Linked DNA regions of Homo sapiens: all the other regions are linked to region 1. Evidence: chromatin loops called from intact Hi-C (ENCODE). Cell type or tissue: endothelial cell of umbilical vein. All regions are shown on one strand. Region 1 overlaps CTNNA1 (catenin alpha 1). Region 2 overlaps CTNNA1 (catenin alpha 1). Region 3 overlaps CTNNA1 (catenin alpha 1).

Region 1 (2,500 bases):
CACAGGTGGTGGTTTTGCTTATTCTTGCCCAAGACGGCTCATTTCCTTGTATACTTTTGTTTTTGTTTTTGTTTTTTTAATTTGTGAGTTCACATTCCTGGAGTTTTATTGTGGGAATTCTTTGAAGCCTGTGTTTAGCTTACCTTCCATGAGGTAAAATTTTCATTTATATTTGCTTCTGCCACCTGCTTAGAGGTACTACTAATACATAACCTCTTAAATGTAAAAGTTTTCTGAACCATATACATAACATAATTTCTATACCTAAACCTCTGCCAGCTTTTGATTAGAATTTGGAGTGGGGTATAGGGGCTTTTTCTTCTTTTCCTCCCTGAGCGAATGCTTAGACTGAGAAATACCCTCTTTCCATGGTGACTTTCTTGATCACTCTTAGGGTTGGTCACTTACTAGGGTTGTTGCCTTTTGCCTGTTCCAGCTCTGCGCAGTCTCTGATCTGAGTCATCTACCTTGAGAGGACCCTGGCCTTGGCCCATTAAAACCCAAGTTCTCATCATGAAATGGTGCCTCCCTGCAAAACCCCCCACCACCCACCAGAGGAAACACTGTTTTGGCTGATTGCTTACTTCTCTGAAGTTCTCCTTTCTCTTTTCTAGCCTCTGACAATTTCTCTTAATTTTTCACCTGCCTAGCTCTGCATTAAAAATTGAAAAAGCATTATTAAAGCATAATCTGTATACCATAAAATTAACCATTTTAAGTGTACAATTCAGATTTTGGTAAGTTTACAGAACTGTGCACCCATCACCACAATCTAGTTGTAGAATTTTTCTATTATCCATGCATACTTCATTTTTCAGTATTGTAAGATATCTTATTTCTCCTAATAAGATCACCAACACCTTTCCCTGGAAATTGGAAAGGTAGGGGCTTATCATCATTTCCCCTGTGGGTTTGGAAGTAGTTGTTAAAAACTTATTGAGTGCCTCTGAAATGTTATGACCTGCATTTGGGACTTTTACTTTATGTACGACAAGTTTGTAAAAGTTGAGTTTTTGATTTTATTGTTATTTTTGACTTTTAGACATTCAGATCATTTTAAAGAAGAAAACTCGGGTGCTAGCTTGGCCCAGGGGCACAGGGGAAGAGATGAATGTTTTGAACTCTGTTCCTTTGGGCTGCTGCTGCGTTGGTGGGTCATTATTTAGACTTAAAAGCTCCCTGTCCCACATCTCTTCTCACTTGCTTACTCCTACAACAGGTATAAACTGTTATGAGAGTCAGTCATTAATTTATTATCAAGAACAAAAAGAAATCTTATCTTGTCTTCCTACAAACATTCCAGGATAAGAGGAACTCAGCCAAATAGGAAGCCAGGAGCAGTTAAGGAAGTGGGAAACAACTTGTGTTCGACTTCAGTAAATCATAAATCTATGTATAATAGAGAAAAATAGTCATTATGGTTACAGAAGGAGCAGGATTGAAATAAAGTCATAATGGGATTTTTTCCTAAATGAAACTTCATTTAACAAATTTTATGTAAGTAAAGATCATCCATCGTGGAGTAAAGGTAGAGCCTTCCTAAAAGACTGAAAAAGTTGTCTGTCATGTACAGATGTCTAATCTGTTGATCTGACACAGGGGGGCTGTGAGTCATTTCCTCAACAGCTCAGATTTGAGCTTGGGTTTTCCTGAAACCAGCAAAACCCAAGGCCGATTGTTTAAATGTTTTCTGAAACCTGCTCTTCCGCAAGGTCCAAACTTCCACACAGTAGGCACAGATGGTACAAAAGAGGGCTGCCTGATCTCAAACTAGTGGTTGTGGTGTCAGTCTTAGCCTACCTCTTCGAATAGTGGGAATCAGAGACATTTTAGTTGTTAATACAAGTAACTGTGGTAGGAAAGATAATAATTTATTCTCCTAACAAATCCAGAGATACTTCTCACTGTTCTACGAAGTCTTGGCTCTGCTGGGTTCTCTGTGGAAGTTAACTGCTCCAAGTGTTTTTCTTTTCTCTTCTCTTCTCTTCCGCTCCCCTCCCCTCCCCTCTTTTCTCTTTTCTCTTTTTTGAGAGAGTCTCGCTCTGTTGTCCAGGCTGGAGTGCAGTGGCGCCATCTCAGCTCACTTCAACCTCCACCTCCTGAGTTCAAGCAATTCTCATGCCTCAGCCTCCCAAGCAGCTGGGATTACAGGGGCGTGCCACCACGCTGGGCCAATTTTTGTATTTTTAGTAGAGGTGAGGTTTCACTATGTGGCCAGGGGTGGGTCTCCCAACTCCTGGCCTCAAGCAGTCCGCCCACCTCGGCCTCCCAAACTGCTGGTATTACAAGCATGAGCCACCACACCCAGCCTCTTTCTTTTTTTGGGACATGGTCTTGCAGTCATGGCTTGCTGCAGCCTCGACCTTCTGGGCTCAAGCTATTCTCCCAACTCAGCCTTCCAATTAGCTGGGACTATAGGTGCGTGCCACCACACCCAGCCAATGAAAAATTTTTTAATGTATAGAGATGGGGTCTTGCTATGTAGCCCAGGCTGGTCACA
Region 2 (2,500 bases), 140 kb before region 1:
CCAGGCTGGTTTTGAACTCCTGACCTCAAATGATCCGTCCGCCTCCTAAAGTGCTGGGATTGCGGGCTTTAGCCACTCACCTGGCCCACACAGCTGTTTTTAGATTGGTATACGAGAGAGTGAATTTTATTGTGCATAAAAGGTGGAAAAATGAACAGGTAAAAAAATTTACTCAAAAAAATTTTGGGGGTGAGTTTGGCCTTCTATATGGAGATAATAAATAAGTAGTGAAAAACATGAACCCAATTATTCTTTCTACCTTCTCTGCCCAAATCATTTTTTTCTCAAGTGACCAAAACCACACACTTTGAGGTCTTTTTGTTGTTGTTGATACAGGGTCTCACTCAGTCATCCAGGCTGGAGTGCAGTGGTGCAATCACACCTCACTGCAGCCTTGACCTCCCGGGTTGAAAGTGATCCCCTCACCGCAGCCTCCTATGGAGCTGGGACTACAGGCGCCTGCCACAATGCCTGGCTAATTTTTGTGTTTTCTGTAGAGACAGAGTTTCACCGTGTTTCCCAGGCTGGTCTCAAACTCCTGAGCTCAAGTGATCCACCTGCCTTGGCCTCCCAAAGAGCTGAGATTACAGGCGTGACCCACTGCGCCTGGCCCACTTTGAAGTCCTAAAGAAATTTAGGTTATTATTCTATGCATGTTGGAGGATTTAAGTCTTATTAGCAGCTTCTGTTTTCTGTAAGGAAAAAGTTAAAACACATCTGGAAGAGTCTCATAGAGCAGCACTTTCTGAAACTTGCCTGGGTACCAGTATGCCTGCTTCCAGACCTTGAAGATATTACATGTACTGCTTGGTGATCTGCCCTGTCCCCCACATGTTGTGGGCCTGGATTGAATGGACTGAACAGTGTGGGGAATTAGTCCAGCGTGACTTGCCTTGTCTCATGCTGTTTGCTCACTTGTGAGAGCACTATACTGAATTATCCATTATTGAAAGTTCCAAGTGTGCAAAGAACCACACTTCAAAAATAAAATGTCAACATTGCCCTTTCTCTGTTAGAGCCTTAAATGTTCATTATTTTCTTTAGTTTTTTTTTATAACTATCAAACTTATTTTTCTCCATGTGGAAGTATGCCACAACTCCATTTCTAATGGAGCTTGAAATTAGCATGTATTTCCACTTACTTGTTGATGGGCTGTCATCGATCAACCCCTCTTTTTGATTGGGATTTAATTTGTGGTTTTTTTTTTTTACCAGCTGTAAGTTTGGAGTAATGCATGTAATGTAAATACAGTTCACAGGGCAACTTCGGATGTTCTAAATACTTGTAACATTTGCTCATTTTGAACAATATTGTATGAGTAGTGTGAAGTGATTTTTAAAATGTCTGTCATTTTTTTCATGTTCCCATTTTATTAAAAGGAGGGATGGAACTATATTGTGGAAGCTAATGTAATTTTTGTCTCTAAGAGGTTTTTTTTTCTTTTTAGACTAAAAGGGCTTAACAGAAGAAAAATTTATCTTTCTTAATTGCTAATTTAAAGGCTAATTTTTTCCCTAGATTGCTTAGTTTTGACTATTTGATTCCATCATATCAAGCTGTGAATTTCCTTCATTTTCTTGTTTTGAGGTTTCATTATTAAATATTGTCAAAAATAAGTGGCTCATCAACTCTCTTGAAAGTGTCTTATTGCTATGTTTTTTTTTGTCAGTATTTGACATTCTGAATTGAAGATGTGAGTTGGAAACCTGGTTAATTACCAAGTTACATAATCCTGTATTTATTAACTAGGTTAGACTACATACAGACTGTTCTTGAAAATGAAAGTGCTGTTATAACTCAGAAAACACATTCACTATGGCCCATTTCAAGTTAATTGAAGGATTGAGCCTTTGATAGTGCATTTGCCCTGTGCGGCTCTGTTACATGCATTCTTTCTAGGCAAAGATGCATTGTTACCATTCTCTCATGGTATGTTGAATATTTCATTAGATTCAATATTTCAATATTAATCCAAGCTTTTTTTTTGAGACAGGGTCAAGCCATCCTCCCACCTCAGCCTTCTGAATAGCTGGGACCATAGGTGTGTACTACGACACCCAGCTAATTTTTTACATTTTTAGTAGAGACAGGTCTCACCATATTGCTTAGGCTGATCTTTGAACTCCTGAACTCAAGCGATCTGCCCACCTTGGCCTCCAAAGTGCTAGGATTACAGGCATGTGCCACTGTGCCTGGCCTGAGTTTACAATCCAAATTCTAAATCATGGTTTGTGAAATATGATGGTGCAGTGAATAAGCTAGAGGCTAAAAGGGAGAAGCATGTTACTATTACTGATGAAACAGTGTTTGTGGGTTTTATATTCCTGGGGATCTCTAAATTGGCAAAAGGTTTCATGAGGGATTCATTTGTTGTCATTCTCTTGCGTCTGTGGACCTGGGTTATCATATTTTTAGAAAAGCTTTGGACTGACTTTTAAGTGTGTCTTTAGAAACCTGCCATTTAGGCTGGGTGCGGTGGCTCACGCCTTTAATCCCAGC
Region 3 (2,500 bases), 55 kb before region 1:
GTCCTTGAAGTAAAACCCTTTGTCACTGTATTCAATTTGGGTTTCTGGATTCCCCCAAAAGGAGTCTACTGTAGTTACTGAACAGTGCAGAATTTTCTTGGCTAAATTAAAAGTAAGCACTTTTTTTAGAAGGTCAAAAGTGATCATTGCCTATTCATCTAGGCATTCCATTGTGCAATTCTTAAGGCTTTTTTTGGAGACTTGGCCCTTCCCCAAGTAATTTAATTTTTCTTTTTAAACCAAAGTGGAAGCAAGTTTGTGGAAAGCAAAGGAATAAAGAATGGCCACTCCATAGGCAGAGCATTTTAAAAATTTAAAAATTTTTAAAATTTTAAAAATAAAAGTAGAGATGGGGTTTTGCTGTGTTGCTCAGGCTGGTCTCACATTCCTGGACTCAAGCGATCCACCTGCCTCGGCATGCCCAAGTGCTGGGATTATAGACACAAGCCACCGCACCTGGCCCCAGAGTCATATTTTTAAAGTTCTGTCTTGTATAGTACGAAACCTTTTGTCTCTTAGCTGCTTGACTTTTATATAATTTAGTAGTGATGTTTACATTGTTCACTAGACTTTGATTGAATTGAATTTAATAAATGGCAGTAATCAGGTGTTTTTTGGTGGAGGGGTTAGCTTGCTGTCTTCAGGTTTCCTATGCTTGAGAATTTGCCTCAACACAATTTTAGGTGGCTGTAACACTATTTTGTTGGCCAGTATAATTTTAGATTCCTCACTTTGGTTGTTGGTTGTTAAAAGACATAGGGAGCTTTGTTTGACTCTAAATCTACCATTGTCTGTCTCTTTCCTTTTCTTTGGTGTTCTTTTTTAGGGGACGAAAGTAAGAATTGAGAAGATCTGGCTTAGATAATGCTAGTAATGGAGATTTTAAAAAATTACCTATTATTTTATTATTATAAAGCACTAGAGCAAGTATAGAATTATGTATAGTAAGTAGGATATACAAAGAAAGAAAAGATTGGCATTCATTGGCTCTGGGGAGTGGGCTAAGGTTAAAACAAAGATTTAGAGTCAAAAATTAATTAGTGTGCAGGAGACAGCAAACCTCTTGGCTTGGTGGGAATGAAAAACTATTTAATAAGCATAACTGGCTAGAAGCAGTCTTCTTTCCCCATTAGTAGGTGGCTCACTGACATTGTCCTAGGTGTTTGAAATGTTTGTTTTTCTCCCTTTAATTTGCTCCTGTGTATAAAGTTACTGCCGAAGGAGCCAGGACTGAATCAGACTTGAGCAATACGGGGCTTGTGGAAAGAGATGTTTTGATCATATTGTTATTTTTGTGTCATAAAATCTTAGATTGGCAACTTTCTTCTAGGGTGGATTTAGCCTTTGATACATTTTCTTAGGCCCACGAAAATGAGCTGCTAAAGTAGAAATGAATAAAACTATTCGGTTTAGCCTCTAGACAGTGACACATTAAGGACTAATGACTGCCAAAAGGAAATGTCAAACACTAAGCTAGTCTACTTTCTTTGGCAGCTGAGAATCCGGTGAATCAACAGTTTTAGGGGGTGTATATTTAATGTGGGTGGAGGAAGAAAGTGTCTAACATTCTTTAAGGCCCTGTTCAGCAAAGTTGGAATTGGAGCCTGATTCTACCTTTCTAAACACAAGAAAGTCACATGCTATAGAATGAGGGTGGTTACTGTTTGTCACGTAGATAGTATCGACTAAGACATTTTAAAATGTGTTTACAGGCTTTGTCTTTATTTTCATTTAATTGTTGGTAGGTGCGAAGCAGCATGCATTTGTGTGTGAGAGGGACATACTTCAGAGTTTTGATTGCCTTGGTCCCCCTTTTCATAAACAGGAATTATCTGAAGAGTCTTGTGGAAGAGAATGGATAAAACTGTGATCCTTGAGGCATAAGGAGCAAATTTAGACTGAATTTCTACTAAATTACTGTTAAGAAAAGGACAACAAATTTAGAGCTTTTAAGCTTATAACCGAGTATGATTGCCATGTCCTGGGTACTTGATTGCCATGTCCTGGGTACTTAACAGTTTAGCACTTAAATATTCACATATAGATATAGGGTCAGGGAATGATAGCTAAAGGGTACAGGTTTTTTTTGTTTTTTTGTTTTTTGTTTTTTTGAGACAGATTCTCGCTGTCTGGCCCAGGCTGGAGTGAAGTGGCGCGATCACGGCTCACTGCAACCTCCGCCCCCTAGGTTCAAGCGATTCTCCTGCCTCAGCCTCCCAAGTAGCTGGGATTACAAGCGCCCACCACCACGCCCGGCTAATTTTCATACTTTTAGAGACAGGGTCTAATTTTCATACTTTTAGAGACAGGGTTTCACCATCTTGGCCAGGCTGGTCTTGAACTCCTGGCCTCAGGTGATCCACCCTCCTCGGCCTCTCAAAGTGCTGGGATTACAGGCGCGAGCCACTGCGCCTGGCCCAAGGGTACTGGGTTTCTTTAGGAGATGATAAAATGCTCTAAAATTGACTGTAGTAATGGTTGTACATATCTGTGAATAAAC

Evidence for each region. Peaks named below come from ENCODE experiments on the same cell type or tissue, not always from the same donor. Only the 100,000 strongest peaks of a DNase experiment are listed, where the experiment ranks them.
Region 2: it touches region 1 in a loop (2.3-fold over the local background); 1 of 110 quality-filtered maps calls a loop at or near these places.
Region 3: it touches region 1 in a loop (2.5-fold over the local background); 1 of 110 quality-filtered maps calls a loop at or near these places.

What each region holds. Positions count from the first base shown.
Region 1 is chr5:138,899,150-138,901,649 of GRCh38, forward strand. All of the region lies in intron 9 of CTNNA1 (catenin alpha 1), which reads left to right. Among named protein-coding and RNA genes, the nearest start is that of LRRTM2, 25 kb to the left of the region's middle. In endothelial cell of umbilical vein, no CTCF peak of the experiment used is centred here; a DNase peak (open chromatin) is centred at 1,542; H3K27ac peaks cover 1,619 bases.
Region 2 is chr5:138,761,444-138,763,943 of GRCh38, forward strand. All of the region lies in intron 1 of CTNNA1 (catenin alpha 1), which reads left to right. Among named protein-coding and RNA genes, the nearest start is that of CTNNA1-AS1, 8.8 kb to the left of the region's middle. In endothelial cell of umbilical vein, no CTCF peak of the experiment used is centred here; no DNase peak of the experiment used is centred here; H3K27ac peaks cover 195 bases.
Region 3 is chr5:138,843,834-138,846,333 of GRCh38, forward strand. All of the region lies in intron 7 of CTNNA1 (catenin alpha 1), which reads left to right. Among named protein-coding and RNA genes, the nearest start is that of LRRTM2, 30 kb to the right of the region's middle. In endothelial cell of umbilical vein, no CTCF peak of the experiment used is centred here; a DNase peak (open chromatin) is centred at 1,488; H3K27ac peaks cover 598 bases.